Regions from separate parts of the Homo sapiens genome. Here region 2 is linked to region 1. A link is an interaction called in ENCODE POLR2A ChIA-PET data of the cell type or tissue named here. Cell type or tissue: PC-3. All regions are shown on one strand. Links, peaks and the distances in the headings refer to the core of each region. The heading gives the core; the rest is flanking DNA. Region 1 overlaps NEDD4L (NEDD4 like E3 ubiquitin protein ligase). Region 2 overlaps NEDD4L (NEDD4 like E3 ubiquitin protein ligase).

The links. Peaks named below come from ENCODE experiments on the same cell type or tissue, not always from the same donor. Only the 100,000 strongest peaks of a DNase experiment are listed, where the experiment ranks them.
Region 2: POLR2A ChIA-PET joins it to region 1 with 12 read pairs; 4 of 35 experiments call an interaction of 5 or more read pairs at or near these places.

The regions. Positions count from the first base shown.
Region 1 is chr18:58,202,548-58,219,319 of GRCh38, forward strand. The region is part of intron 2 of NEDD4L (NEDD4 like E3 ubiquitin protein ligase); the gene reads left to right. Among named protein-coding and RNA genes, the nearest start is that of NEDD4L, 170 kb to the left of the region's middle. RefSeq lists an enhancer at 9,886-9,935. In PC-3, for the core only: no CTCF peak of the experiment used is centred there; a DNase peak (open chromatin) is centred at 6,964; H3K27ac peaks cover 2,294 bases.
Region 2 is chr18:58,253,878-58,270,649 of GRCh38, forward strand. The region is part of intron 5 of NEDD4L (NEDD4 like E3 ubiquitin protein ligase); the gene reads left to right. Among named protein-coding and RNA genes, the nearest start is that of MIR122HG, 180 kb to the right of the region's middle. In PC-3, for the core only: no CTCF peak of the experiment used is centred there; a DNase peak (open chromatin) is centred at 9,404; H3K4me3 peaks cover 1,742 bases; H3K27ac peaks cover 3,112 bases.

The DNA.
Region 1 (16,772 bases), core at 3,061-11,060:
GGTTTGCAAACAGGGATGATGCAGTTCCTTTTCAACACGTGGATTTGCACTTCCTCCTGGTGCGCTCCTCCAGCCTGCCTGTCCTGTTCACACCAGCCTCCCCCTGGAAGGGGTTCAGACTTGATCCTTTGGGTGGTAGGGTCTTTCTTGGATAGCGTAGCCATCCATTCCTGCTGCATACATTCAACACAGCCTTCATCCTTCGCCATTTGTCTCTGATACTTCATACTCCTTTTGTTTGACAAGTGCCCTAGCTTTATTTATTTTCTCATCATTGTTGTTAAGGGCCTATTGTGCTTGCTAGTATACACACCACTATGTAAGTTACTAGTTCAATTTATTTGTTTTACTGCTGCTGTGAGGTGTGTCCATGTGTGCACATCTACCTGTGTTAATAACTGATAATATTGGGCCTCAGTACATACTTTTTTTTTTTAAGAGACAAGGTTTTACTTCGTCACCCAGGCTGAAGGACTGAGACACACTTGTAGCTCACTGCAGCCTTGAGCTCCTGGACCCAAGTGATCCTCCCACCTTAACCTCCTGAGTAGCTGGGACTACAGGCACACACCACCACACCAACTAATTTTTTTATTTTTTGTAGAGACGGATTCTTACTGTGTTGCCCAGGCTGGTCTAGAACTCCTGGCTTCAAGCCATCCTACCACCTCAGCCTTCCAAAGTGCTGGGATGATAGGTGTAAGCCGCCGCACCTGGCCCTCAGTGCATACTTAGATATACTTAAATAAAAACTTAATTGCAAATTACTTCTTAAATTATCCACAAACTGACTTGGCAGTAAAAGTGACTACAAGTAGTGAAACCACTGTCATAATAAAAATAAAATAAAAGTCTTTATTGTTAGATTTAGTATTTCTAATCTCTTACATTTCAGTTTTGGAAGGTAAATTTTTGGGAAGTGGTGGTAATAATCTAAGTATGTCTAGATTCAGTGATGAGAGCTAGTACACTGTAGGAAAGAGTTGAGCATAACAATATGGAATGTTGGTAAATGTATAGGGGTTTTCTTTTTAAAGACAGCTTTTTATACAAAGAAACAGATGATCTTTTTTTTTTTTTCTAAACTATGTTAGCTATACCCAAATTAGTAAATGTTAAAATAACCATGACTGGTAAAAACATTTTGCAATTTTTTTTTTTTTTACTTTTTATATAATTAAATGAAATTCTCCATTTGGTAGTTGATCTCTCAGACAAATTAAGTCTTGCCAGACTGTCTGAGAAGACTAGTGAATCAGACCCTAAAAACTTGTAGCATTTGAAAAATAACAACTGTGTACTGCAATTTATAAGGGCATAATTAGAGAAAGTTTTTCAGTCTGAAGATTTATACTAATCTTATCACCCTGGTTTTAGAGAACCCAGTTCAATCCAACTGCTGTGAAAAAGCCACTGCTTTTAGCCACAGAAAATAACCAGTTTCATAGAATGACTTATAATAAAAAATTCAACCATTTTGACTCCAAAAACCTAGCTGGCCGGGCGTGGTGGCTGACGCCTGTAATCCCAGCACTTTGTGAGGCCAAGGCGGGCAGATCATTTGTGGCCAGGAGTTTGAGACCTGCCTGGCCAACATGGTGAGACCCCCGTCTCTACTAAAAGTACAAAAATTACCCAGACGTGGTGGTGTGCACCTGTAATCCCAGTTACTCGGGAGGCTGAAGCAGGAGAATTGCTTGAACCTGGGAAGCGGAGGTTGCAGTCAGCCAAGATTGCACCACTGCACTACAGCCTGGGCAACAGAGTGAGACTCCTTCTCAAAAAAAAAAATGCCTAGCTGACTTTATCATAGATCTGTCTGTACCTTGTAGGCACAAATATATTTACAAAATAATTAATGGTGATTTACTTATTCACAATAAGCAGTTATTTTGCTTTTGGTGTATATGTGACAAGGTGGTTATGTGGAGTACATAAAGGAGTAAAGTAAGTCCGTTGACTTCAAGATGCTTACAGTCTAATAGAAACCTTGAAATTTCCACTGGGCAAGGTTTTCTTGGGATTGCTCCAACCAAATGAATGAGCAGGCGTCTAAGTAAATGAAAATCACTCTCATCACTTTCCTTCACATTATGTTAACTGGTGACAGGTCATGACGCATGGGAATTGCTTATGTTTCTGAGCTTTAGTCTTATAAAAATAAGTTTAGATAGTCCATCATGTTCTTCACATTAGACACTCATTACATAAAAGGTTTTATATGTATTGTAGATCTTTCTGAAGGTCATCTATGTGAATGTTTAAAAAAGAAGCAAGAAGGTGCTATAAAAAGCACTAGAGGTCAAATGGTTTGCGAGACAAAATGAAACTCTCCAGCTCTGAAATCCAACAGAGTATGATGAAGAAAGGGAAAAAATAGATCAAAAAATGGCAGGGGAGGAACTCGGCATCAAACCAGTGATAAAGCAGAATGTGGATCAGATCCAGACATCCAGTAGTCTGTGAGCATCTCCATATGGGATGTTTGGGTTGAGAGTTCAACCCATCAAATACATTTTATCCATAACCATAAGATATTCTAAGATCGACCAAGTAGAGTAAGCAATGTAGAATCAAAGGTATCATCTTTATTATGTCCTATTTGTGTTTCCTGCTTTTGAGGTTCTTAGTCCTTTTAATTAACTCCTAATGAACTAATATAGTTTTGTGGTCACCAGCTTCTAGCTAGCACAGGCACAGTTGTGGGTTGGTAGGAGAATGAGCAGTAAAGCCATGAGCTAACACACCAAGTAATCTGTTGTGTTCACAAATGTCCAAGAGAATAACAAGAGATTAAAGAAAGGTAAATACAGCCACCTGGCAAAAATATTTACCCTTTTAAAAATGATGGAAGTTATATATAGAAGAAATGTTTTTGGTAAAAATATTTGAAAGTTTGTTTTATAATCATAAGTAGCTTGGGCTATTTTGACTAGAGGGGTGTGTGTGTATGTGTGTGTGTGTGTGTGTGTGGTTGGCAGGGAGAGAAGGAGGGAGGCAGGCAGCTGGTAGGGACTGTGGAGTGTGTCAGTTGGGAGAGGGAAATGAGATGATTAAGTTAGTAAGAATAGAAAACATGTAGGAAGGCGGATCTTGAAATTTCAGGGCTATTCATTAGTCATTAGTTGAAGATTTCACAGAGAAATGGTAGAAACCACCAGTAATTAAGAAATAGCATTATTGTTTAAAAAAAAAAAAACTCCCAAACCCTTTCCCTGGCATTCTGGTAGAATATAGTTTTGGTCTAACCCAGGTCCCCTCTCATTTCCTTTCACATCCCCTTGGTTCTAGCCACGCTAGACTGTCTGGGTTGTCTGTATATGTTCTGATGTTTGTTTTCCTCTGTGCTGTTCTTCTGGCCTCAGAATCCTAGTGTCCTTGTGCCTCCTTCTGCATATGTCTGGACTTTGCTTAGCTGATGAGATCCAGTTCAGATACCACCTTCTGTACAATGGCTTCCTTAATTCCTTTAATTTCTCTTAATTGCAATAAAGCTATTTGCAGAGGAATGAAAGATGCTCCCCTTTGCGCTGGGTACAGGATGCACTGAAACTTTCAGCATGGGGCGCGGTGGCTCATCCCTGTAATCCCAGCACTTTGGGAGGCCGAGGCAGGCGGATCACCTGAGGTCAGGAGTTCGGGACCAGCCTGACCAACGTGGCGAAACCCTGTCTCTACTAAAAATACAAAAATTAGCCAGGCATGGTGGTATATGCCTATAATTCCAGCTACTTGGGAGGCTGAGGAAGGAGAATCTATTGAACCCAGGAGACAGAGGTTGCAGTGAGCTGAGATCGCACCACTGCACTCCAGCCTGGGTGACATAGCGAGACTCCATCTCAAAACAACAACAACAGCAACAACAACAAAAACCCAAACTTTCAGCAGGAGAGTAGCTTGGTTCAGCCCAGCAACATCGGTTTGAAGATTATATCAAGTTTTCCAGTCAAATGTAACCAGTTTATGGATCTGTGTTTGCACGGGGTCTGAACCTCCCCTCCTCAGGTATAAGCTCTTGGAGGACAGCCTGCTGCTTAAGGTACAGGAGAATTCATCTTTGCTGGACATGGTAACGTATGCATAGAGATCTGGCAACAGAACTTAAGATATGTGGGAGAAATAATAGGCAAAAACTGGAAAGAGCACAAGTAAGAGAAGAGAAATCCGCAGAAGTGAGAAGTAACAGAATTGCTGGCTGAGGTTGGAGGCATTTAAGTGTGTGGGTGTTTGTGGGAGGCATGGTGGTCTCCTGTTCCTTGACCTCATTGGGCAAATATTACAGCACGAACATACAGGTAGGAATCAATTGCATCCCCACCTGGGCACCTTCATCGGCAGTTGGGGTACACCACTTGCTACAGTGTGATGGAATAAGGGACGATCCAAAGGCACTCAGTTCTCCCACCCATCCTGTGCACAAGGAAAAGACCTTTGAATTGTGTCTCCCCTGTTGTCCTTTGCATTGTGAAAGTGCATATTAGTTCTCCCATCCACTCTTTTCTCTTTAAGCTTTAGCATACGGTTGTTTGCCAAGAATGGAATCAGATAGAATATTTTCACCAGGAAGTGAAATTTAAAGTGCTTGAAAAAGATACAAGGATATCTGGAAGTTCCAGCCGGCGCCATTTTATATTTTAACCATGACAAGTAGCTGTATATCACGGAACTTTGGAAAACAGAGATTGTTCCATTTATTTTTCACAGATGAAAACCAGAGTGCTGTGTGGGGATCAGGAAGAGGGAAATCAACCAAATACCTTATTTTAGAGATTTTTTTTTTTTTCTGGGAAATTGGAAACAGCGCTTGTTTATAGCCAATGCAGCGTCCTTGAAACTCTCCTACTTACAGTTCTGGAGCTGTAGTTTCCTCCCTGAAGAATGGGTTAAGGCAGGCAGGGTAATATGCATAGATGGGAGTGAGAGTGGATGGCCTACAGGGTTGTTAACCTCTAAGTGCAACAGGAATATATGAAGGTACTTGGGCTGGTGGTCCTGTGCAGAACCAGCCAGTAGGTTCTAAGAGACTTGATAGCCGAGGGTCCCTGGGCCCTGTTCCACCTTTTTAAAATTTCTATGACTTAGTAGCGGCAGTACCATGCCCATCCCCCAGTGATGTTTGGGGTACAGCTGCACCCTTGGCCGTGCCTCTGCACTCACTCACGAGTGTCATCTGACATCTGGCTCTTGACCAGGATCTGAGGTTGCTTAAGCAGGATCCAGGTCAGGTTTTTTGTTCATGGAAGGTGGAATTTTGGACCTTTCCCCCAAAAAGTTGACATAACTTAAAGAGAAGGGAGGTATATTGAGACCAGCCTGGCCAACATGGTGAAACCCTGCCTCTACTAAAAATACAAAAATAGCTGGCATGGTGGTGAGTACCTGTGTAGTCCCACCTGCTCAGGAGGCTGAGGCAGAGAATCAGGGGGCGGAGGTTGCAGTGAGCCAAGGTCATGCCACTGCACTCCAGCCTGAGTGACAGAGTGAGACTCTGTCTCAACAACAACAACAACAACAACAAAGAGCAGAGTGGTATTATTTCCTCACTGGAACATTAAATGGTTCCTACTACCAAAGAGTTCCTGTTCTAATGGGGGTTTAATATAATAGTAACATTTTATTCACTGGGATTCACTCGGGGGAAAGTATTCAGGAACAAAGTGACAAAATTAAATATAGGACATATGAACATTGTCATTTTGGTTCTAGTTCTTACAAGGGCTTATGGTAGCAACCCAAATAGAAGTATTTGCTCTAACTAACAGATAAATTATTAGCACTTCAGTTGTTTACATATGAGTCAGAGCATCTAAAATTTGTTCCCATAAGTAGGTTGAGCCTCCTTCTCAGCCTGTTGTCATAGGGTCTAAAAATGGAAACGTGAGTCCAAACTCTTTCCAGATCATAAAAATAATTCTGAATTAGTAGAGCATAAATGAATGTGATTTTATTCGAGTGTCATTTTCAAGTTCCCCAGGCCAGGTTGAGACCTTTTAAGTCATCCTTAATTCCCTGTAGGGAGGATTAAGAAAATAGTAGCAGCTTTGCTTCTGGCCTTAGACAGTTTTCTAATGAGGTCAGAGCCTCTCACCCTGGGAGAAGCAGATTCACTTTGCCCCTTCAGCATTGGTTTTTGAGAATTGCTGTCTGAAGCTATTGCATAGACAAGGTCACTTTTTAAAAGGGTACATTTCTGAACCTGGAGAAGGAGTGGGTTCTGAATGACTGGCTCTTCTGATTAACAGAGCTGTATATCAAGCTGTGCTGAAAATACTCCTCAGATATATTAGGCCACATTTATGCATGAGTGAGCTCACTGTCGTGACATGGGAGTGAACCTTTGCTGATTCGAGATCCTGGGGTGCCTTCACTTTGGAACACTGATTCTAGATATTTAATAGCAGTTTTAAAATTAGGCTAAATGTAGTCTGACTGCAGGATTCATTCCAGTGGGAATTTTTTTGTTTGTTGGTTAGTTTTTTAAGCCTGAATATGAACCCAAACATGTTTCCCAAAATGTGAAATGAAGAGTGAAAACCTAACAATGGGATAAGAAAGATAATAGATAAGAGATTATAGTTCAAACTCGGCCTGCACTCAGGAAATGGAAGCAATTCCTCCCCCTCATCCTGCCCCCCTCCTCTTCCTCCACCTCCTCCTCCTCCCTTACCTCCTCCTCCACTACTTCCTCCTCCTCCACTACTTCCTCCTCCCCCTTCATCCTCCACCTCCACCTCCTCTTCCACCTCCTCCTCCCCCTCCTCCTCCCCCCCTCCCCCTCCTCCTCCTCTCCCTCCTCCTGCCCCCTCCTCCTCCTCCTCCACCTCCTACTGCCCCCCTCCTCTTCCACCTCCTCCTCCTCCACCTCCCCCTCCTTTACCTCCTCCTTCTCTTTCTGCACACCCCACCCCCGCCCCCACTAGGGACAGTTTACTCTTCCCCCTCCTTTCTTAGAATGCCAACAACTAGCCTGTTAGTTCCATTACTTACTTGCCTTGTGACTCATAACGTTTTCATCTTGGGTATTTTTCTTTCTTGGTCTTTGTAAAAATTCTAAGCATCATAGAGCATATCACCTGGAGAAAAGACCTACGTTCATTATTTAATGAAGGTAAAAAGTAAAGAATTGAGTCTGCATCCTAAGAAATTAGAAAAAGATCAACTAAGTAAACAAAAAAATATAAAAACTAGGAGGGAGGAATTAGGAGATGATAAGATTTAAAAGTTATGTAAATCCAATAGCTGGTTATTTGAAATGACCAATAAAGTAAACTCTCATTATCCTAACTCAGGAACAGAAAGAAATCATCCTAACTTAGAACTAGATAATAGGAATGAGAGGCCGGGCATGATGGCTCACACCTGTAATTCTAGCACTTTGGGAGGCCAAGGCGGGCGGATCACCTGAGGTCGGGAGTTTGAGACTAGCCTGACCAACATGGAGAAACCCATCCATACTAAAAAAATACAAATTTGGCCGGGCATGGTGGCTTATGCCTGTAATCTCAGCTACTCAGGAGGTGAGGCAGGAGAATTGCCCAAACCTGGGAGGCAGAGGTTGCGGTGAGCCAAGAGCACTCCATTGCACTCCAGCCTGGGCAAGAAAAGCGACACTTCGTCTCAACATCAACAACAACAAAAAAGAAAGAAATAGATAATAGGAATGAGAAAGGAGACACAGGAGATATCAATAGACTTTATAAGAAAACATTACATGCAGCCCTGTGGCAACACATTTGAAAATATAGGGCTGACTTCTTAGGAAAATACAAATTACCAAAGTTGATCCAAGAAGCATGGAAAAGTTGAATAGACCAATTACTATAGAAGAGATAGGAAAGATGATTAAAAGTTACCATTGAGAAAGGCACCAGGAATCCATGGATTTCCAGCTGAGGTTTTGTTTGTTTGTTTGTTTTTGGAGATGGAGTTTCGCTCTTGTTGCCCAGGCTGGAGTGCAACGGTGCGATCTCGGCTCACTGCAACCTCCGCCTCCCAGGTTCAGGTGCTTCTCCTGCCTCAGCCTCCCAAGTAGCTGGGATTACAGGCATGTGCCATCATGCCCGGCTAATTTTGTATTTTTAGTAGAGACGGGGTTTCTCCATGTTGGTCACACTGGCTTGAAAAAATAGAAAATTTGAGTGTTATTTTTACTCTTCCAGGACATACTAAAACATGGAAAGGTTCCCAGTTCATTTTATAAAACCATCAAAATTTTAATTTAAAAATCTGATGAATTAAAAAAATAAAAATAAAGATCAATATTATTTATGAAAGTAAATGTAGAAATTTAAAATAATTTATTAACAAATAGACTCTTGGGTGCATCAAAACACGAATGCACTATAATCAATAGTTATTTTCCAGTAACACCAGGGTGATTAACTGTTAGAAACTCATCACTATCATCAGTTGTTACACAATCATATTGAAGGAGAGGAATATATGAATAAGTCAGTAGAGGCTAGAAACCTATCTGAAAAAGTTTAGTAGCCATTCCTAATATAGTACAATCTGAGAAAGCGAACTAGGAATAAAAATAAATTACTTAAACATAAAGGCCATATATGTGTACACAAACACACACACACCACAGCAAATATTTCCTAAAAGACAAAACACTAAAGCCATTCAATTAAAATTAGGAATGAGAGAAGAATCTTACATTTTACAATTAGTATTTAATATTATCTTAGAGGTTCTTGTGAGTGGAGTAAGACAATGAAATGGTCATATGTCTAGAAATCGCAAGAGCATCTAGTAAAAAATCTAAAATCAACAGAAACAATTGTCAAGGAAGCTGGATAAAAGATAGGTCTCTAGAAATTATCTTTTCTGTGTTTTGAAGATAAGCACCTAGAAATGGAAGTTAAGTATTTCTTTCACAATAGCAGCAGATAACCTAGGAAGACATTGAACTAATACCTGTAACCTTCTTAGTGAAGAATGTGAAATATAATCTAGAGAAATTAAAACATGTAATGCCTGAATGTATCTTATTACAAAATTAATAAGTAAATTTCTTGTGATTCCGGTTAGAATTTCCAAAGTGGTGGGTTTTCTCTTTAATTGAATAAAATAATCCTGAAGTCTTTATAGAAGAATAAATACGTACTACCTGAGAGGAGCCAAGACAAATATGGAAAAGAAAACCGGTGAGGGCAGATTTGGCTTACAAGTAATGACAACATGCTAAGAATAAGAAGTCTTCGTGATCAAAGCAATGTGGTATTGATCCAGAATTACATAAATAGTTCAGTGGAACAGACTAGAGAATCTAGGACTGTGTCTCATTAAGAGAGTGAATGTATAACAAGATGATAGTTCAGTACTGTTGAGGTTGGTACTGGCATAACCAGTTCTTTATCTGGAGAGGGGGTTGGGGGAACAGCACAGACCTCTATCTAATATCATAATCAGTAATAAGTCCCGGAATCTTCAAACACTTAAATGTAAACAAGCAATTCAACTTTTACAAGAAAATATAAGAACCTATTTTGTATAATCTTGGAGTGAGGGAGAATGGTTAAGCAAAATTTGATACGCACAAGCTATAAAAAGAGACACACTTTGAACATATATTTTATTTTTATTTGTTTATTTTTTGAGACGGTCTCACTCTGTCAGGCTGGAGTGCAGTGGCGCGATCAGGGCTCACTGCAGCCTTGACCTCCCAGACTCAGGTGATTCTCCCACCTCAGCCTCCCATGTAGCTGAGACTACAGGCAAGACTCACTGTATTAGTTCTCATACTGCTAATAAAGACATACCTGAGACGGGGCAATTTAGAAAGGAAAGAGGTTTCACAGTTTCACATGGCTGGGGAGGACTCACGATCACGGGTGAAGGTGAATGAGGAGCAAAGTCCCATCTTACATGGTGGCAGGCAACAGAGTGTATGCAGGGGAACTCCCCTTTATAACCATCAGATCACATGAGATGTAATTCACTATCATGAGAACGGCATGGGAAAAACCTGCATCTGTGATTCAGTTACCTCCCACCGGGTCCCTCCCGTGACACGTGGGGATTATTACAGTTCAAGGTGAGATTTGCATGGGGACACAGAGCTAAACCATATCAGCTACCATGCCTAGCCAATTTTTTGTGGAGACGAGGTTTCACCATATTGCTCAGGCTGGTCTAGAACTCCTGTTCTCAAGTGATCTGCCCACCTCAGCCTCCCAAAGTGCTGGGATTAACAGGCATGATCCACCATACCTAGCCTGAATATATATTTTTAAACTTTTCTGTGGCAAAAGATACGTGATTAAGTCATAGATCAAGAAGGGATATTTGAAACAGACATGGGGTTACTATCTATAACAAAAAACTTACAAATTGTTAAGAAAACCACAGAGGAAAAATGGACAAAGAATGTTAATATAGAATACACAGATAACAAATGCAGACAGCTAGCTGGCAAACCTATGAAAAATAGTTCATTTTTGCTAGGGAAATGCAGATTAAACAATGAGACGTTACTTTAAACCCATCAGATTGGTAAAAATAGAGAAAAATAACACTTTTTGATAGCAAGGCTGTAATAGAAGTGGCAAGTGGTATTATTTCTCATAATACTGATGGAAATGTGAATTATGGGCAGTTGGGAAATTGAAAAGCAGATGGGCAATGTATATTAAAATAAAAAACTATCATACCTTTCTTCTAAGCAACCTTTGTCCTCGGTTATTTGTCTTTTAGAAATAAAAAATGTGTGCAAAGTCATATGTATAAGGATATTTATTGTACCATTATAGTGGCAAAATACTGAAAATATGAAAACCCATCAGTTGAAAAACGGCCAATTTATGGACTGTTTGTACCATGTAATATTATGAGAGAACTAGAGCTGTATGAGAGTTGGCTGTGGAGGAATTTCTATGAGAACTTGATGAATGAGAAGCAATGTGTAGAAAAATGTATAATATCCAGTTCTAAAAGACGCATTCCTCCTGTGCCCATATGTGTAAATGTGTGAGTGTGGAGAACAAGATGAAAATGCTCATTCTGTATGTTAAGCAGGGAGTGGGGTGGAGGTTAATGTGGAATGGTGGGAGAGTGGGGTGGCAGGGATTTCCAAGTCACTCACCAGTGATGAGTGTTAACCACATCCCCATTTTTTTCCTATGAAGGAAGCTGCAATGCTGTGGTTTGAGGTTAAACATGCTGGCTCCTTCTCTTAGGTCTTGATTTGGTTTTTGTTGTTGTTGTTTTTTTTTTAATTCTAGTCTGTTCTTGTTTTGCTGTGCTGATATCCTCTTAGATTTTACGAGCATATTAATTGTGAGTATTTAACATTCTTCTTTGGTTTATTCTGAGACCCCGTTTGCCTGCCCTTTGGCATCATTGGCAGTTTTTGGTGGTCTACTGGTCTTCCTGTTTGTGCCTCTCGTTTGCCCCTTTTTCACTGGAATGTGCCAGGTTGAAGCAATATGTAGGGCCCGGTGGGATGGGCCAGGAGGTGGCCTTTCAGATGTGGCTCCTGCATGGCCCTGCTTGCTCTCTTGAGCTGCCTGCACTTCAGTCTTAGGACCACATTCCTGCTTTGGCCTACATGAAGTGCAAGGTAGCAGTGGGAAAAGCAGAGAGGAAATGAAGCTTCCTGATAAATCACCTGATCGCTGCCCCAGGGTTAGTCACTCTAGCCCCCTTGGATCTCTTGACTCCATCTCTTGATTTGTTTCTTTTGAATTTCTGGCATCTGGAGAATACTTGTACAGCAGCAGTCCCCTGGTTTTGTTTTTCTTTCAACCCAAGCCCATCCCATATCTGTTCATGTGATGATACTGTGTCTTATTTTCCCAAGATTCTTATGACTGTGATATTTAGTCTGAATCAGAGAAAGAGAGAGATAGAAATGTACACTCAGAGGGCCACTTGGATGGAAACTTCTGTTGATCTCTCCAAGCCTTAGTGGGATCATCTGTAGAGCAGGGATAATAACAGCGCCTATCTGTTACTGTTAGGGTTACTGCAAAGATTAAAATAGGTGGTGCTCTTAAAAGACTTAGAACAGTGCTGTCATATAGTAAGGATTCCATAAACATTAGCTGCTCGGTTTGTGTGTGTGTGTGTGTGTGTGTGTGTGTGTGTGTGTTTTGTTGTTGTTGTTGTTTTAAACGGGATCATGCTGGAAATGATAGATTGCAACAGAGCTTTGGGGTTTTTTCTCTAATTAATAGATCTAGGATGTTTTCTGAGGTGTGTCATGTTTTTAAAACTCTGTGGTATTTCTGTTTCTTTCTTTCTTTCATTTTTTTTTTTTTTTTTGTTGTTGTTGTTGAGACAGAGTCTCACTGTGTCACCCAGGCTGGAGTGCAGCGATGCCATCTCAGCTCACTGCAACCTCTGCCTCCCAGGTTCAAGTGATTCTCCTTCCTCAGCCTCCCGAGTAGCTGGGACTATAGGCATGCACCACCATGCCTGGCTAATTTTTGTATTTTTAGTAGAGACAGGGTTTCACCATGTTGGCCAGGCTGGTCTTGAACTCCTGACCTCAAGTGATCCGTCTGCCTTGGCTTCCCAAAGTGCTAGGATTACAGGCGTGAGCCACCATACCCAGCCTGGTGTTTCGTGATATATCTATGTGTGAGGGTTTCTGTAGTTAAGTTCCCATAGTTGAATTCCTGGTTCAAAGGACAAGAACATTTACAATGTTCATAGACGTTGGGAAATTGCCTTCTGTAGTACTGCACTAGTTTCCACTGGCTGTAGTGGTTGATGAGAGTACCAGTTTTTCCCTAGTTCAATATTAACCCATTTTATCAGTCTTTTCATCTTCGACATTATGGAAGGTAAAAACATCTCATTTTATGTCTTCAGTCAGTGATGCCAAGTATCTCTTCGTGTATTTATATTTCCATTTTTATCCAGTGCCAACTCACATCCTTCTGTCAATTTTTCCTTTGACCTATTAATTTTTCATTGATAAGAATTCTTTGTAAAATGGGCAGTTTAACTCCCCATCTGTCATATGTTTTTTCTCATTTGATTTATTGTATATCTTGTATAGCACCTTTTAATTTTAACATTGTGTTTTTAAGTGTCTTTTCTTTGTTGACTTGGAAAGCTAACAACTACTTACAGCATAATTTCCTTCTGTTAAAAACAAGAAGGAATTTCCCCACTCTAATTGTGAAAATTATACATTTTTCTAAGTCTGAAAAAAAATAGAGGAAAAAACAGAAAAAACAACAGAAAGAACATCAGTCACTCTTAATATTTTGGCATTTTCCTTTTAGTTGTTTTTTAGGAGAGAATGTATATTTATACTTCGCATCATAACATAGATATAGTCTATTTTGGTGATTTATTCCAATATGTAATATATGTTTCTGAATGTACAATATCCTATTTATCATATCTGTTAAGTTTGTTTCCAGTTTTTCATTTAAGAGAGAAAGGTACTGGGAATATCTTTGTGCAAAACAAGAATTTTTTTTTTTTTTTAGTCAGATTCTGTTCCTATGATACCTCCCTGGAAATGGGATTCCTAAATTAAAGAATATTAGGATTTAAATACTTTTGGTATAGATTACCAATTTGCTTTCCTAACGTGTGGTACTAGTTTATGTTGCAATCAGCACAAAGACTCACTGTGCCATTTATCATCAGCAGAGAAGAGAGCAGCCCTGAAGATTTGGGGGAGGAGTGTTCGTAGAGAGGCACGTGAAAGTGAGTTTGAGAGGTTTGAGAAGTAGCCAGGTCAGTGGGGCTGGGGAAGGGAGAGAGTTCATGGGGGAGGGCTGGAGATGAAGGTAAAGGAGCCATGGTTCTTTAGGGCTGTGTGGGTGCTGGGGAATTTGCATTTCCTGCTTAAGGTTGTAGTAAGTCAGCCTGGAGAGTTGCAAGAAAGGAGTGGCTTGGTGTGATTTATTGTAGCAAGTGAGAGTGACCCAGAGGCCAGTTAGGAGGCTGTTGCAGAGGCCTGAGTGAGAGAGGATGGTTTAAACACCAAAATGGTAACATTCAGAATGGAGAGGAGGAGATGGTGGGAGATTAAATTTGGGGATGGAGCCCTTAGGATCTGTTGATTGACTGGATGTGTAAGAGAGAAAGGGAAGAGCAGAACTGAGGAAATGTCCTCTTGAACTGGCTGGGGGCCACTGAGATGGGACAGATGCGCTGGGGAGCAGTGCAGAGGTGGAATCACTGCTCCTTTTAGGTCTAAGGCATCCCTTAGATCTCCAAGTGGATGTGTGAAGATGGTGGTAGAGGAGAATGGAGCTCAAAAGAGGGGCCAGAGTCATTTCCATTTAGATGGTCTTTACAGCCTAAGGAACTGGCAGATTTCACTAAGGTTGAGGTCTTTCTTTCCTGTGAAAATGTGATCAGGATCCTAAGTAACAGCCCTAAAAATTAAACATTAGGAATACAAGGTTTCATAAATTAGGAACTGTCTGTAGCTGCCAGATTCTAAATGTTTTGAGGATACAAATCTTGGGGTCTTTTCAAATGCTTTGAGCAGAAGAGGTACATCGTATTGTGTTTACTGAATGGCATTTAAAGATGCAGGAGACCTTTCCCCCTTCTTGATGAAACAATTTGCCTTTCAGATGTTTTGTTATAGTGAGTTGATTGTAGGACCTTATGAAGCATGTAAACCACACATTTGTAAGGCATTGGAAGAAAAAGCTAACGCGAGTTAGGAGGGATTTAAGACCATGTGAGGAAATTCAAGCCTATGTTGTTATCACCAAACCTTGCCTGTGTTATGTAAAGATTTTTGCCTGTGTCATGTTATCTTCGTTGTGTTCAATTTATTCCTCCCCCTCCAAGTGTCCTAGTTTCTCCTCTACTGTAGCTGGTTTTGAACAAAATAGAGAAACTTGGGTCTCCTCTACCCTCAGCATCTGAATTCTTCTCATTTGGTTACTCACTGTGTTAAAATAAGTGATATAGTACATTCTTAGCAGTTTGTTTATTTTTAATTTTATTTTTTATGGGGCTAGGGTCTCGCTCTGTCACCCACGAGTGTGGTGCCATGGTGTGATTGCAGCTCACTGCAGCATTATAACTCTTGGGCTCAAGTGATCCTCCTGTCTTAGCCCCACGAGTAGCTGGTATTACAGGTCCATGCCACCATACCCAGCTAATCTTAGCAATTTTTAAATAACTTTTTTTTCCGACTGTAACAGATTTAGATATTGGAAAAGATAAAACATAAAGCATTGATCTACCTGTAGAGCCAAATAGCCACAGGGATATAAATTGGTTACCATTTAATTTTATTTCCATCTATATTTGGCTATATTTATATTTATGTATATGGAAATAGTTTATGAATTTGGAATCATACTATGATATTTTTTAGAATGATGCTTTTTAAACTATTTTATGGTAAGCATTTTAGTAAAGCTCGTAATGTTATTTTTAAAAACGTACTTTTCGAAGGCTGCAGAGTATGGATAAATTCATGATGACTTTTTAGAGGAAAATATCAAGATGATCTCACTAACAAATCCTGAGATTAAAAACAAAAGCAAACAAAATACAAAAACTGAACCATCTTTGGAATACTATGAAATTCAGATTTTATGTTCTTAATAAAATCCTGTTTTGAATGAAATCAGTCTTCATGCTTTTCTTATTCCTTTTGGCTATGTTGCCTACAGTTGAATTAACTGTTTTTATATACTTCCTTTGCTTTGCATTGAAACAAGCTGATCCATTGTGACCCTTTGTGGTATTTCATAAAACCACACCCTAAAAACTGCCCAGTCTTTTAAGTGTAGTCAACAGTATTGAGCAATTTTTTGGGTAATATTGTCGGAAGTGTTAGGTGCCAACCAACAATGGCTTATTGCTTACATTTAAGTGTAAGCAATATACAATTAAAGGAATGTCATGACTTTTTAACTTCATTTTGAAATTTGAGTTTAGAAAAAATTCCAAGGGAAATGAGCAAGAATGAAAGCATCCTCTCCTACTGCCAGACTTCTGGGAGACCCACCCCTGGTCTTCCCAGGTGTCTCTTCAGTGACCTTGTTGGTCGTTGAGGGCTGTGGAAAGTTCTAGGGAGGCTGCTCGTCCCTCCTCTCCTTTTGCTTATTGCATTCTGCCCAGATTATAAAACTGAAGTATCTGTCTTAAGACGCCAGCAGCTTTTTCTTCATCAAATCCAGACACATCGAATCCCCCACAACCAAGAATTACCCAGCCACAAAATGTCAGTAGTGCCCCGGTAAAAGAAAGCTGGTTTTAGACTTAGTCTCAGAACCTGGCCATCTTCCATGGATTATCCCGATATGTGCATCCTTGTCTCTTTTCACTATAGCCTGGTGATCATGGTGGCAGTTTTCATTTTGGGACACTGGTGAGGTTAGAATAGCTTCAGGCTTCCCTCAGTGAATAGTATTGTGAAGGCAGTGGTGGTAACATTGTGTTGGAGCTGGTGTGAGGGTTGAATCCACTCTGTAGCCTCTGTCCCTAGATCATGGCGCTGCTTTGATTGGGCCCTAATTTTCTCCTCTAGACAAAAGGAATTGAACTAAGACTTCCAGCATTCCCTCCAGGCTTAACATTTTTTCATTTGGTGCTGATGGTCACTGACTATTTTCCAGTTACATTTTAATGCAAGTTTGGCAGAAGCCGATTTCTCTGGGTTAGGGAAAATGACATAGGTGGCAGGGAGGTGGATGTACACCATTTGTTTGATCAGTTTGCCTAGAATGGAGGTGGCAGAATTGGAGTTGGAAAGATCAAATGTAGCCTTTTTTTCCCTTCCAGAATGAGGCTTTTCTATGCATTTTTTTGAGGCATGAGAACCTCAT
Region 2 (16,772 bases), core at 4,710-12,709, 53 kb after region 1:
ATCTTGTATGAATACAAGCTATATCTGAAAAATTGTGTTTTATAATATTGATGCCTAGTTTTGCCCCAGGCCATCTGCAGTGTGGTTACTATGCAAAGAATGCTGGTGTTGCTGTTTTTTTTTTTTTCTTTGTTGGCTATTAACCCAGCGGAGACAATATGTGGCTATGGTAGTACTTGGAAGTTCTAGCATTACACAGACTAGCTTCCATTTCTCTCATAGAGGTCATTTTTGGCATTTAAAACACATACTTTTAGAAAACAGATTTGGATGTATGTAAACACAGGGTTAATCCACCACACTCTGGATGCTAGAGCTGTTGACAAAGTCATGCTTTGCAGATTTTAAAATAAACTTTTTGTTACTCTTACAGCTTGGTATTTTCCCCTCCTATTTTTTTTACCTCCTCTAAATAAACCTCTTTGTTAAATAATTGATGTTTCTGGATCATAGAAAATAGTAAGTTTAAAATACAGAATATTTCCAAGCTAACTACAAATCTGATGACAGTTTTTTGAGTGTGCACTTTTCCTTTTATTTCTTAGGTCCTTTTTGGTCCTTTGCAAACATAGTAAGATTCCATATTTGTGTCCCAACTGTGGTAATATTGCTGACTTCTTACTGGAAAACAGTCAGCTCTAGGTAGCATTTCTTCTGTGTGGTATTTAAGTTAAATTATTACCAAAAAAAAAAAAAAAAGCCCACATGCACTCCCTTCTTCAATTTTCCTTTTGTTTTTTGTTGTTTGTTTGTTTTTTGGTTGATGTTTTCTTTCCTACCTGACATATGGAAGACAATGTTTTCTCCAGCTGGGTTCATTTTCTCTTTGAAAAGGAGACACTTTGGTGTCTGCCAGTCATATGTGAGCTACACACACGTATACACCTTTTAAATGAAAAATGCTGTGATAGCAGGAGGGCTCTGCTTGGCTAACTGGTTGTGTAGCAAGTCGGGCCCCCTCCCCTCCACTTAGCTATTTTGTTACTTGTAGATCCTGCTCTAATTATTTAGCATTAAACGGACACTAACTCTGTAGGGTGTGTAATCGTATTTATAGTACTGTTTTATTAGTTTGCATTCCATCCTGGTAGTGTAGTGATGTCATAAATAACAGAAACATGGTATCCGATGCTTGGGAAGGGGTTTACCCGGTGGCCAAGCCATATTTTACTTGTCATTATTCCGTGTGGCGGAAGGTGGGAAAATACCGTGTGTGCTGTTAAACATGCCAGGTCCCTGCACTGGTTAGACAGAGTCTCAGTGCTGTGCTCCGTTGGGAAAGAAGTGCCCTGCGAATGTGATGTGGTTTAGATTTATAGCAGCGTGGCTTGCAGTGTGTTTGCTGCCTTAGTCAGCTGTGAGAGCGCCCTGCTGGGGCCACTCCTTTCTGATGGAAAAGCAGCAGCTGGGAAGGTGCTGTTTCAGGCTCTTGCTGTTTAAAAAAAAAAAAAAAGAGCGAGTAGGGGAAAACTCCTCTAAGTCCAGAAGCTGGCATTGGAGGGGGAGAGCGCGGTCATGTGGTTCTGGCCACCCTACCCTCTGTCACAGTGTGGATGAGAGCTTTTTGCTCTTATCCAATCATGCCTGGAATGCCGCTTGCCACTTGGGTTATTTCTGCTATCTGTCGCTCCCGGTGCCGCAGTGCTAACAGTTTGGCAGATGGGACACTTTTTCTTGGAATTTGTGTCTTTGGTTTGTGACTTCTGGCAGTGTCGGGCCTGTTGTTGCCGCTTGCCCTAGCCCTCCTGGCCCCCCTGGTCACCATGGCCCATCGGCTTCGGTTTCATTTTGGCTCTGGTCGCAGCAACACAGCCCCCGAATCAGACATCCTAGACCAGGAGAGAGAAGACGACTTCTTCATGGCATTCCACACCCTACCGCGGAGAAGCAGCCCGCACCCCTTCGCCCAGAACGGAGGGGAGGACGGCGGCGGAGGCCTGCAGGGAGGCGTGGGTGCGCTTAAGCGGAGCTCGTCCATGTTCATCCCGCAGCTCTTGACCAGCATCGACGCCCGCCCCACGTGCAGCTCCTCCGTGCAGATCTCCCTGCAGCGCAAGGCCACGGACGGGGCCACGGACGGGTGCGGGCCGCCCGAGGGCGCCGACGATGGGCCTCCATGCGCAACGCCCGACCCCAGGGACCAGGCCTCCGCCACTGCCACCACGAGGGCCTCGCCCCAGAGTGGCTCCCGGGAGCCCTCGCCGAGGGACACCCCCGGGAGCTCCCCTCCGAGGGCAGCCCGGGACCCAGGGCTCCAGGTCAACGGCACGTGCGGCCGCCGCGTGCGGTGCTCCGGCCCCGTGGACTGCGCGGAGGAGGCTGCCCCGGGCCTGCGCATCCAGCACCGCGCCTCCAGCGCCGACGTGCGCCAGGTGAGGCTGCTGCCCCTGGGCCCCGATGGCCAGGGCGGCCCGGCCGCGGCAGAGCCCAGGCGCTGGTCCCTGCAGCACGTTCCAGATGCTTCTGGAAGCTCTGGGAAGCGGTGTTTTGTCTTCCAGTTGCAGCAGCCCCAACAAGGCGCTTCGGGGCCAGGCAGCGACCTCAACTTTGGCTTCACGGGCACAAAGGGGGACAGGTTGGTGAGGTATCCTCGCATTCGGCTGGAGAGGAGCACCTCGTACCCCACGCAGCCCCGAAGCGAGCGAGGGAGCCCCACGGAAGATCGGGGAGCCCTGGAGGCATCGCCTCGAGCTGGCAGGATGGCTCCTGAAATCCGCAGGACGAACTCCGCGGAGAGGACTCCGCAGGGCCAGGGGTGCACATTTAAGATCAGGCAGGATCAGAACGCGGGGCAGCAGCATTTTAGAATTCTTGTAACCCGGGGGCCGGAAGAAGCTCCCCAGAATCCCGAGGAGAAAAGCGCCAAAAGCCCTGTTTCCACGGGAGCTGACACCACGGTAAGTTCACAGCGTGTTTACATGTGTTTACTGATTTCAACTTCGATGCTTACTCTGCGGCGTAACCAAAATAAAACCTCACCCTCTGTTCCGGGAGTTTCCCTGCTTCAGGCCAGTGGATCTGAATGTTTGGCCGAGTTCTGGCACGATGATTTGTGGTCCAGTGTTTGGTGCGCAAAACACCATTTCTGCAAATGTCTTCTGTAGGTCCTCAAAGTCAAAGAACTTTGTCTGTTTGGGAAATCCAAGCAGAATACCTTCCCCCTGCTTTTATTTTTCTGAATAGAAGAATTTCGAATAAAATTTGTTACTTTAATCTGCCAAAAAACAAGTCAGTGCCCCAACGTGCTGATGTTGGAATTGCATTTAAAAAGCTGCTTGCAAGTATAGCCTGTGACAATACTTTAAAAATAATCAGTTCTCGGAAAGGGGAGGATATTGCAAAGGACCTCAGTTTCGTCTCTTAATAGTTAAAATAGGTGAACGTAAAGTTTAGTGGAATTTGATTATCTGTCATGGCCTGTTTGCTGCAGGAGGTCAGGTCAGTCGTTGTTATATAATTTGCTTTGTTTTTTGTCCCATTAAGTAATACTGAACGAGAGTAGTGTCGCTTGTGGGATAGTGACATTACTATCCCACAAGTGACACTGCTAAGATACTAACAGATGCGTTTTTAAAGCACATTGGGTTATGGCCCAAGGCTAGGGGAAACTGATGGGGACTCGTTAATGGTCAGATGGCGTGGCGTGCAATTTAACACTGCACACTTGAGTGTCCAAGCCGAGGATGCTGTATATAGAATAGTAAGTACCCTGTCTCCAGCTGTGGAGAAATAGACGCCTTAGAACAGATTCTGGCCTTCCTGTTTCTCTGTTCCTGATCGCTCCCTTTCAGTGAAATGGAGTACAGAGAGACAGCTGCACGCTCCATCGACCAGGCATATGATGACTCTGCAGCTTTCGTGGTTTAGAGTGGAATGAAAAGTTTAATCAGTTTGGTTTCTTTTACTAGTAATCACTAGCCAGTGAGTGCTTTCTCCTAAAGAACAAGCTCCTTATATTTTGAATTGGATATTTTTTCTCCTGAATTTCATGTGACTGCCAGTTTGAGGATATGATTAGTAAATGTCTAGGGGACTTTTCTTTGGATTTCACTTATGAATTGTGATTTTGAAAAGTGAGCGTCTGAGTATTACTCTAGAATTGTATTGTCTTTTATTGCTTTGTGTTCAGAAATAAGTTTCGTCTTTCAAGTAAACTTTATCACTCCTCCATCATTGGTTTTCATCATTTTGAAGATACAATCAGATGCTTAATGAAAATTTATTTTTCTTCTTCTCTTTCCTTCCATGTATCTCCTTTCTTTCATTATCTCAAACTCTTCTATTGGGAAATGGCTAAGTGCTTTGTCTTGGTCTGAACCTATACCATGTATTACACAATGGTACAAATTTTGACAGTGTTTTGATATTATAGTAGCCTTTAACGCCCACCCCCAACAAATTACCATCATGACAGTTGTAGGCTTTGTTCGGCAACACAATTCCATGCTGAACTTGGACCACTTACCGCATGAAGATTGACAAAAATATATTTCCTAAAGTTTGATAACTATTCAATTATATTACCAAAAACTGAAATCACTTTGCAGTTCTGATGTGGAAGACAAAGGGATTCATACAATTAAACTCAAAAAAGTTCAAACTCATTTGGTTTGAACTTTCAAATGTAATTAGAAAACAAATCGAATAAACTAAAACTTATGTGTACCTTGCTTAAAAGGGCTATTCTAACTTGCAAGGCCTATGTAGTGAAAAACAAGTTTCTACACATTTGGAGAATATAAATTCTGGAATAAAGAGCTTTTCTTGGAGAGTAAGTTCCAACTAGTGAACAGTAGTTTGCATTTTCATATGTATGTATTTTTGTACACATACATAAATTAGTACGTGGTTAGTAAGCTGGTTTTCTTTTAAGCAAAACGATTTTTCTTTAAAAAACAAAACCAAAAGTGGTCACATAACAAAACCGCCTGCTCCATTCAGCAACTTTGTATGCATTTCATATGGACAGGGGTGTTAAGTTTAGGCAGCAGCTGCCACCGCCTTACTTATCTTGAAGGAAAACATTCACTTGGGCGTCTACAGTCTGGCTGCTACCAAGCTTTTTTGGCGTTTCAAATATCCACTGCTTTGGTCTAAAGGACATTACATTATTAAGTTTACATGAAAAATTAGCTAGAATCTGTTGCAGTTTGGTGGTGGAATGATACGGAAAGTCTTCCTAGATTTGGGAATACCGCTCGGGATTCATTTGACAACGTGCTCATATTTCATAAGCTATACTTTAGACCTTATTACAAGATTAAGTTGTTGAGTACTTTTATCTGTGCCTCCCAAACATCCTGCCATGACTAAATCTAAAATGTAACATGACTCCAAAAAATGTTAACCAACTAAATTATTAGAAAAAATACAGGGGAAACCCTTGTGATGATAAGTTTTCCACCTGGTTTATCACTGTCAGTAGACAAGAATTCATTCGTATAGTCATCAATTATAATCAGTTAAAAATTTTCAGAATTGTTAGAATTTACCAATTCAGTCTGTGGCAGTCATTAGTAGTCATTTAGTGAGTAATTTAGTTATTTTCTTATAAATTAGCTTTTGGGTTATTGGGTTCTGAGCCTCTTAACTGCATTAGAGTTATTCTGAGGAAGTTGGACCACCATTTACCAGCATTTGTGCCCCCTTTGTATGCCATTTTGTGCATAATAACTGTGAAACTCTGCATTTTACAAGCTTGAGGAGCCAGTTTTCTAATCTCATTGGTGTTATGAAGTACTCAAGGTCTACTGTGTATATAACATTACACCCGTTACTTGGAAAGTTTCAGGGACTATCTCAGTGTCTTGCTGACACAGTTTGTAATGTAAACGGAGGGAGGAGGGCCCACCCGGACAAAAGCAGTAATTCTAACACCTACTGCATATGCTATTGGAGAAGAGAGCGTTCTTTCAGCTCAAGCTCTCTGGACTTTCCTCTGTGTCCTCTCAGTGGACATGTACTTCACAGGAGTAGTGTAGTAATCTCTTGTGATTAAAAATTACTTTTATTGAACAACAAAGGAATATCCAAATTCTTTTCATTTGGGGAAACTTTGAGTCTCTTTTACAGAAGATGTTTTTAATATACGGCCATTTTTTGACATTAATATTAGTCGATGTCTGTTTTTTACCCTAAAAATAACTCGAGTATCCAATGTATTAACCACCCCTTTATTTTAAAACATAACAACACAGGAGGCGAAGGTGGGAGGATTGCTTGAGCCCAGTAGTTTGAGATTACTGTTTCTACCACTGCTCTACAGCCTGGGCAGCAGAACGAGACTTTGTCTCAAAAAAATAAAAATAAAACTTAATATTGTAATGGAGAAGAAAAACAAGTAGCATTCTTTTCATTGACCTGGTTTCTGACTGGATTCAATCAACTTTCTTTCTTCTCTCATGTATAGTAATGCTCTCTCTTAATGTGGTCTTAGAATAAACCAATATATATCTTCAAATGTCACCTGTTTTCAGGGATGTTTTGAAAAGTTGGATAGGCAGTGCACAAGGTTGACACCGATATGTTTGTAAACAGAAACTGTACATGGCTTGCAGCATAGCTCATGTTTCTGTAGCACTTCACAATTTGAAGAATGCTTTGTTTATTTCACTTAATATGTATGGCTGTCCCATTGTGGAGGCATTATCTCACTTGACCCTCCCATGTGAAATGGTGTTATTTCACTGTTTCAGATGAAAGGATGTGATACCGTTGTTAGGTGTAATAACATTATGTGTATATCATAGTGTATACTATGATACCACTTTGTGCACCTATAATGGGAATGTGTATTTATGTGTGTGTGTATATTTGCACAATTAAAAAGTATATGTTAAGCCAAAAAGCAGTTTAATGCTTCCTGTGATGTGACAGTTTTTTTGAAAAGTTTAGAGGTGGTAACTTCATTTGGTGTCTTGCAGCACTGGCCTGAAGGTGAGAGAAGGCTTCTTTGGGGATCCAAAGAGCCGTCCTCTGCAGTTCACTAGCTTTTGGTCCTGGAGTACTTAGACTCCCTCTCTAAGCCTATTCCTCATCAGTAAATTTGAGGATAAAAATGTCCAGCTCGTAGGTTCATAGTTAGGTTTAAATGAAAGTGTCCATGGAAGTACCTGATTCGTGAACCAGGTATCTGTAATATACAAGTCTTTCCCCTAGCAGGTTAATTAGGTTAATTGTGAACAACCATTTTTTGATCAGTATGGCATTTAACACAAGGACAACATGCATTTATGGCATACCTGGAAATGTTTAATAAATAGCTTTGATGCTCTTTCTGTTGTCATCTCATCTTTCCTAAGTATTTGTCCCTAACACCAAATACAGTCTTGGAAAAGAATTGCTTCCTGAACTATGCATTATAGAAAAGGACTCGTAAGTATATTTACTGTGTTGATTTTGAAGCCTTATAACATTTTGGCTTGCATTTCTAGCATATTTTTTACCATGTCATTTTGCTGTAATATTTCCAGTGGTTGAGTCTACTGTTACTTTGGTATAGACTGAGGCTTTTGAGAAACAATATAGTGTTATATCTACAAAATTTCCACATTGTATGACTTTAAAATGAGGGAGATATTTGGGAATATGTCTTATTTTAAGATACTGTCTTTTAGAGAGTTTTCATAAATGGTGCAGCTGCTTCTCTTGGCTAAGCCTGGTGGCAGAATTCCTAGTCATTGAAATAAATCTCTAATTTTATAATACATACTGATAAGAAACTTGCTATCTTTTCATAAAAGTTCACAGTACCAGAATAAATTTACTTTATGTAAAAACTACCTTAAAATGTAATAAATGTTGGATAGTTGAATGGTTTCTGGATAGTTGATGAATATTTCTGTATAGTTGAGGCGAATCTAAATGGTAATGCTACTTGTGCAACTGTCAATGATCTAGCACATTTTTTAATAAAAATAATTACCTGCATATTACTGTGGGCGATACAGGTTAGCTATCCTAAATACGTTTTTACCTTTTTAACTCTTAATTATATTAAGCCATTTGCAAGAATGGGAAAAAGCAGGAAATTCATAGGTGGTGTTGAAATTGCTGATTCTACACAAAGGTACCAGAATGTCTACATTTCCTCTGTAAATGTCAAAGGAAACTTTGGAAACCCACCTCAGAGTTGGCTGGTGATTATTCGGACAGGTTATCATCCTGTCTGCAACCTTCTAGTTCTCTTAGTTCATACCAAGCAGCATGATATTCCATGTCCTGCACAAAGGAGAGCACCAAAACAGCCTTCACCTGCTGCGTATGCCCCACTCTGAATAAAAAATTAAGAAGGCCAAAGGACGGAATGTGTTAAATATTAGCAAAAGCAGGTATTGCAGAATGTCTATACATTTCTGGGCAGGTGGAGATTATTGAAAGATTTTTAGAAATAATCTTCGTTCACCACATTCCAGTGCCAGGCCCTGGACTTCTGTCTCTATTTGTGATAAAATGTTTTTAAGAAATGCTGGCTGGGCACGGAGGCTCATGTCTGTAATCCCAGCACTTCCAGAGGCTGAGGCAGGTAGATCCCTTGAGCCCAGGACTTCGAGACCAGCCTGAGCAACATGGCGAAGCCTCATCTCTACAAAAAATACAAAAGCTAGCCAGGCGTGGTGGCCTCTGTCTGTAGTCCCAGCTTCTTGAGAGGCTGAGGTGGGAGGATCTCTTGAACCCGGGAGGCGGAGGTTGCAGTGAGCTGAGATCGTGCCACTGCACTCCAGCCTGGGCGACAGAGTGAAACTCTGTCTCAGGAAAAAAAAAAAAAAAAGGAAAAGAAATAATCTTCTCTCAGTGAGCATGTTGAATGCATAATGTTCTCACTGGAGTTCTCCTTTGGAATCTCTTGATTATTCTGCTGTGGCTTCCTTGGGCCAACTAGGATACAGAGGAGAATAAATGAGTAACTCAGTGAGACAGGTGGCCTGATGTGAGTGGGCCTGAAAGTTAGCCCCTGATGTCCTGGCTGGTTTCATGCCATGTCCTAAACGGGCACTTTCCTGGTCTCTAGGCATCACCATGTTTTGACAGGAAGCTTAGTTTCTTTCAGGATGGAGGATGGAATCAATTGTATTTCAAGAAGCCTGTTTTTTATGCCCTGACAATTTTAGAACTGTGGACTGTTCTGACACTTTTGAGTACAGTGATTAAATCTCTGTGAAGGGACAGGTCATGAAATCAAATAAAAGGACGGATCATAATTGAGCTGGAAGGGGGCCCTCCTATCTCTGATTTGACTCGTTGCTACACTTTAGTATTCGGAAACTTTGTATTGGTTCCCTTAAGTGCCTGCACAACCTCCCTATTTCTGGAAACCATTCAGTGTTTGTTTTAATGTTAAGCATTATGCCACGTATCCAGTAAGCAGAGCAGAGTAAATTCCTCCAGGTAGCAAGAGACTGGAATTTCCCCCAGGCAGATCAGCTTTTCACAGGTTCCTAGAGTTTACACAGCCTTCTTTTGTGACTTAATTTTTGTAGATCACAGTGAGTCAAGTGACTTTTACTTCCCTGTATAATAACTTTGAGGAGCCTACTTGCAACCCACATCATCACTCATTATCTTGCTTACTTCTTTCTTGGGGGTTAGATGGGCTGGGGTTGTTATTAAGCATGTTAAATACTTTGAAATTCAAATCGTTTCTGATAGATTTAGTTTCTCTTTCTTCTATTGGTCATTCGAGAGCTGGTAGACTTTTAAAATACATTTAATGACTCACACATGTCATAACTCATCCATTTCCTTGACATTTTCAAGCGTGATAATAAATCCTACTTCTTAGGCTTTTTTTTTTTTTTTTTTCTCTCTCTCATGTTCTTTTCAAATGCATGGCTAGGTAGTTACCTCATGAAGGAAAACAACTGTTTTGGTCCAGATTTTAAAAATTGAGTTGAATAGAAAAGGTGGGGTGGAACCAGCAATACTGAAATGTAATAATGTATATTAAGCTCCAACCAAACAATCCAGCACTTCTTCAAATCCAGGAGGTCTTCTGGCTAGGAGTTACATTGCAGAACTAACATGGACTCTTAAACTTTGTAAGGAATTAGTCACAGTTGAACACTGGAAACTATCAGCATACCTCTGGGCTTCTTTTATATGGTCTTCCTCATGAGTTAAAATGCCTTAAGCATAGTATCTGTTCCATAGGACCTTACTGATTATGCTTTTCCACTTGAATAAAAGAGATATTAAGTTGTAATAAAACTTTAAATATTTTAATTTAGTTTGAATATTTAAGTTGAATTAACCTCTTACTACAGTAATTATCTTTTTTGCTAACTTCTTACTACGGTAATTATCTGCTTTTATAAAATCCAGAAACGATGTTATACACATTAGCACGCATTATTAGGTGCCCAAATGCCAAGGCTAAGGACACAGCAATGCTAAGGACACAGTGTGCCTCCGGCCTGCTTGCACCCTCGGTTGAAATTATATTAGCAAGAGAAGCTCCTGCATTCTGCAGTATGGCATTTTTCTCCAGCTAATGTATGCAGGGGTCATTTTTAAATGTTAGATTCACAGATTTGCAGAGCTGTGAGTTGCCTTGGAAATTATGCTGGCCAGTTCCTTTAATTTTAAAGATGAGGAAAGTGAGAACTTTCCTTTTTAAAAATTGATACATAATAGTTGTACCTGTTTATGGGGGTACATGTGATATCTTGTACCTGTTTATGGGGGTACATGTGATATCTTGTTAACATGCATACAGTGTGTAATGATCAAATCATTACATACTGAAATATTTGAAATATCTGTCACTGCAGACATTTGTGGCATCTGTGTGTTAAGAACATCCCAAATCTTGTCTTCTGGCTGTTTTGAAATGTATAGTAACTTCTTATTAACTGTCGTGCTGAGGACATGGACTACTGTGCTGTTGAACACTAGAACTTACTCCTTCATCTGACCGTATTTTCGTACCCATTTACCAACCCTGAGAGCTTTACTTTTGCAGTAATAGAGAATATTCTTTTTCTCTCTTGAGTATGAAATAATTATTTTTGAATAATCACTGCACGTGAAGCCCTATCCTTCTTGACGTTGGACATATAAATACTTAGGGAGCTTGGTTTATAGAGCTTTCAGTTTCACAAACAGATGGGACAGCTGAGGTGAGGCCTGCCTAGCAGAAGAAGCCTTACTCCTGATAGCAGGCACTAAGCAAGGCATTGGGTGACAGATTGCTTATGCACAGGCTGGGAGGGACAGGAACTGTGTCATGGAGGGGCAAGACTGGAACTAGATGCTGAAAAGTGACCAGATTTGTCTCAGTGGGCCAGTGGGAGGGGCCTCATTGAAAGACTGAAGGTAGATGTGCCTCCCAGGGATGTGGTGGTCATATTGGCTCCAAATTGCCTTGTTCATTATTAGCAGGTTTCAGCAAATTATTTTTCATGTGAAACGTTGCTGAAGATTTCTTGGGTGTGGCTGTCATCACAAACAATTCCTCTCTTTTCCATCAAATGTGGAGTTGGATGAATTCCTTCCTTGCTGGCCTGCCTTCCACAAAGCTGCTCTCTGAACACCTGCCAGGCCATGCTGAGGACAAGGAAATACCAAGGCACAGTTTCTGCCATTTAATGGTGGTAGCAGAGACCCAGGAATGCAATGGATTATTGTCACTTTCATTATAACATCATAGTGTAGGATCATAACTGGAACAGAGAGGATGAAGCTTTCTTTTGGGGAATTGAGGGAGGGAGACAGGGTCTTGCTCTGTTGCCCAGGCTGGAGTACGGTGGCGTTAAGATGGCTCACTGCCACCTCCACCTCCCAGGCTCAAGTGATCCTCCCACCTCAGACTCCCAAGTAGCTGGACCACAGGTACATGTCAACACACGCAGCTAATTTTTTAGTTTTTGTAGAGATGGGGGTCTTACTATGTTGCCCAGGCTGGTCTCAAACCCCTGGCCTCAAGCAGTCCTCCTGCCTTGGCCTCCCAAAGTGCTGGGTTTACAGGCATGAGACACTGTATCCAACTAAGTAGGCTTTATTTATGGAGTTTATAAAGAAACTGTTTATATATACAGGGGAGAATTTATCCTGAAGAAAAACTAAAGAAATGAATATTTTAAATACGTCTCTGCATTTCTTTTTGTTGGATATGACATTTATGTAAGAAAAATGCTAATCTGTATGATATGAGACATGTTAACTACATATGGTACATGTATTTAAATATCATATGTATTTAGATTTAGCAACAAAAAGGGAAATATAAACCATATTTCCACCATTTGAACAAATCGTATTCAATTATATGTGCATATAACCATTTGAAAAAATTATAATGTTGATCGGATCTGCAACCTAAACCAAGTGCCAAATTAAATTCAGGATAGATAATTTCATATAAAATGTTTCACATCATAGAAAAAGCAGTGAAAATTGAGTATCAGATCTGTGAAGGATGATACATTTCTAACCTTAGAAGCAGAAAAGGAAATCACAGAAGTTGGATAGATTCAGCCATATAAAAGTATTAAATTTCTGAACCATGAAAAAAATAACTAAAATGAGGGAAACACCAGATGTTTTTCTTAGTGATTCATGTAAGTTCTCATATGTATATCTTTTCAGTGTCTAATTATGTGCATATTTTGGCCAGTGGGTTTGTATCTCTGTAGAAAGTTCTAGTAAATACTGGAGAAATACTGAGGTTCCCCCACTCCAGCTCTTTCACTCCATTGCAAAGTAGGTCTTGTAGGTGAATCACACAAACGGATTAACAAGAAAGACAGAAATGTCCAGCTCCCAGGTTCTTCATTATGCTGTTGTGTTGTGCCAATAGAAAATACAATATATCAAATTGGAGAACTTGTGGTTGAAAATAATATACGCAGATTGCTGGTGGCAGTATTCATGGATGTGACTTTGGAGTGATTTTTAAACACTTAAGTATTTTTAAATGATAAGACCAATTATAGGTACTAAGAGTCTTGTGTTTTGAAGTGTTGGAGTTAATCCAGATAAAGTTACAAATCTAAGCAGACACCTTATTAAGAGATCATTATTCTCTGCTTTTAAAGTGGACTTGCTTTCTATATAGTTATGAAGAACAGATAGAAATGTTTTAAGATTACTGGCTACTATTAAAATAATCTGGTGACTGCAGTTATATCTGGGTCTAAGGCATTAGACTTTTTGGAAAATGGATGCTTTTAATCTTTCCTTCCGTATATTTGTCACCCAGAATTTTAAAATTTGGAAATTTCATTCATTCAGTCCAGATAGAGAATTGATCAATTGGCAATTTTATTATTTTTCGCTCATGAAAAACTCTAGGGTTACAAGAATATGCTCCTGAAGTTAACATAGTTACTTTTAAAATGTCTCAATTCTAATGGTTAGGTATTAGTCCTCTGAGTTCCGGTTGCCCCTTAACTTGGATCTTAATTTACAGTTTACAGAAAATTGTTCATATTTCATATTTTAAGATCATGTACTCTAAAACCCTATTATACTTGAAATGAAGACCTGTTATGTTATACTAGAATCTCTCATGAAAATGTAACAGTTCCCAAGGAACTTTGTTTCTGTCTCCATGGACCACACTGGCTACTGTACTGGATGGAGGGCAAGGCGGGAGCTGAGAGGCCTTTGCAGAAGTGCATGTCGCCTTAGTATGTGGCAGATCCTGGTCCCTGGCCTGTGCTGTTTCCCTCCACACCCTTTGATTTCTCCGAATACCAGGAAAGATCATGGATTGTCTCGGGAGTTAGTCTCCCCCTTAGTACTTAGCCTGTCATTTTCATGTTGCAATGCCTAGAAAATGGGAGGTTTTTCTTCTCCTTAAGGAAGTGTTATTTCAAGATGCTTTCTGCTGCCTGTGTCATGCCAGGGCGTGGGTGGATATATTTTTGCACTTTTGCACCAGCGAGTCTGCTTCTGATTTGCAGATTGCATTTATTATAAGGCGTATTGTCCATTGATGAATAATGTGTGGGCATTAAAGCAAAGCTGATACATAGCTTTTAAAATAGCTCATTTATCCTGCAAGCTTCACCCCCATAGAGAGGCAGGCCCTTCAGAAGCGTTTTCCAGGAGCAAGGTTTCTGCATGTTTCCCTCAGTTTTGGAGGTCGTCGTTTTTTGCCCCTACTGTGGGGGCCAAGGGAAAATTGCTCTGCGCCTTCTGATGGTCCCCTGAAAAATCAACTGTCAAAAGCCCAATTAATAGGAGAAATGCCATACAACTTTATTAACGTGCATGCAGATTGATTACCCCAACCCCCCAATGGGGTTCAGAAGCTTCTATACCATCCTGAGGTTATAGGAAGAATGGGGCTCAGAGCCCGACCAAAAACAGGGTATGGTGGTCAATCAGGTTATGGTGGCAAGAAAGATTCTTGGAGGGAGAGAAGAGGAGGCCTGGCTAGCAGAGGTGGCCCTGTCGTGTAGATGAAACCTCCTAGGTAGCAGCCCTCACAGAGAAGGCAGATGTTTCTTTCAGACCTTTAAAGATGTCAGACTCTCAGTCAATCTTCCCTAGATCTGGACAAGGGAGGGCCTTAGAGAAAGATGGCCTCCCATCAGTGCAGTTTCCTCCCCAGGTGCAAATCTCCCCCCACAGACCTGCCCTCTGAACAGCCATTCACAGTGTATCAAAGAGGTATATTTTGGGGTGAAATATTTTTATTCCCTTCACCCCTAGTTTATCATGTGTTTCCTTGATGGGCTGAGGGCTTGACAGATGAGCAGATAGACACAATCTTAGTTCATGGAAAAGGCAAGAATAGAGATGGGTAGCGGAGAGTTTTTAAGTTGCTGCTGATGAAATAGACACTCCTTTGTCTCAGCTACTGAAAATTTTCTTTAGAACGTGGATTTAAATAAAGAAAGAAATAGACATCATGCTTTGTAATGAAGTCCTTTGGTCATCGTAAGTGGTCACAGCCAGTTTATCCTCAGGCTTCTTTAAGCTGACCAGTTAAGGTTTCTGCAGAGGTTCTGTGTTTGAGGGAGGAGAGGAAGTCCTTGGGGAGGAGGGGAGCGTTCTATGGGAGACAGTGCTCTTGGGAGCATTCTTTCAATCTGATACCCATGCAAGGGTGATGACAAGGTATGGCCTTCAGTGACTCAGAGCCTCCTCCCTTCCCAAGCCTCAGGCCTGAAAGTCTGGTGATCCTCCCTGGCAGAAACCTCACTGGGGATCATTTTTTCCTTTTGAACAAGTTTCTTACTTTGCCTCATATGTTCCAATCTTCTGTCAGTGGCCAGGTGACATCTGTTGGAATGCTGATGTGTGTTGCCAAGCAAAACAGATGCAGGAAGACTTGCCCAAAGTGGGGGAAGAGAGGGAGGAAAGGGAGGAAAAGTGGGAGGTAGAGTGTGTTAGCTGGGGAGATGGGATCGAGCAGTATTTATCTATAGAACAGATATCAAAGATTGGGTAAATCATGGCTTAAAACTCTCAGAAAAGCATTCTAGGTTCTTGCACATCTTTGCAAGGCTACTGAATGGCTCATTTTTATTTCCCACCCTGCATTCAGAGTGGTGTTTAAATGGCTCACCGCAGCAAAAAGGATTAGGTATTACCCTTGTGCTCAACACAAGTCTGTGGTCAGCAGATTTTTAACTTTATCCTAGTTTATTGATATTTCTGTCAGTGAACAGGTTTAACTCTTAATGGAATAGAATCTACCAAGAATAATGCAGACTGGATAAAAAGAATTTCACTGATTTTGATTATTTAGCACATTAAAGGGGACCCCTGGCCAGAAGTAGATGTATTGCTTGGGAGAGGAGGGCATAGTACCCAGGTGGTACTTCAGGGATTCTGATTTTCAGTCAGGGTTGAGAAAAACTGATTTAAGAAGTTAATGCTACTGACAGCCTAAATCTGGGTTTCCTTGATAACCTTTGGTGTAAATACTGATTTAATGCATTTTTTTTTCTCACCCACTTTTCCTTCATCACCCCAAATCTATATTGTGTTCACATGGTTCCTCTTTCTAGAGGTGGGAGATGTCCTTTTATGGCTCAGAGGTCCACAAAATAAACTTGCATTCAAGCAAGGTTGTAAAATACCTATGCATTAAGAGCAGTCCAGTTGAATATTTGCAAAGCATATATAAAAGAGCTTCTCTCCTAAAATAACTGAAATGAAAGGATTAATTTTCTCTCAGTTTCCTACTGCAAGAAGTAAGTAAAAGTGGAATTCCAATTCTAGCCATGGCAAGACCGGTCTATCCTGTTATGTCTTGTGTGCCAATACCACTTTTCTCCAGGTAACTAAAGTATCTCCCTGCTGTAAATATTAACTGAGTGCATTTTTGTGGCTTTTGATAACTCCACGTCTTGAAAGTGTTGGCCAGTTGTCAAATTTTCATGAATTTCAGAGAAGTGGGTAATAGGTGGTTTCTCTCACGGTATTTAAAGCGAAGTAGTAAAGAGGAAAAAGACTGAAAAGGTAACCTGGGTCAACTCATTTTTTAGGGCGCACAGAAGTGTGGTAGCGGAGCCTGGACATCAGGTGGCCTGAAGCCCAAACCACCAGCTCCCCCAGCACAGGAGAGTGCAAACTGTAGCTCAGTCTTGGCCATCTGGGGTCTTCTGCAAATGAACTGCCCATAGTCTGGCCAATAATTCACACTGTTGTATTGCTGTCTTTCATTCTCTCTTAAGTAGAGCGTTCTGAACATATCTGAACAATTTTTTGACACGCTGTTACTCTCCTAGCCACAGGTTATTTTATGACCTAGTCATTCTTTACATAAATAAACATTTATCAACAGTGCTGTCTGGGCCTAGTAAGGTATATAGCCT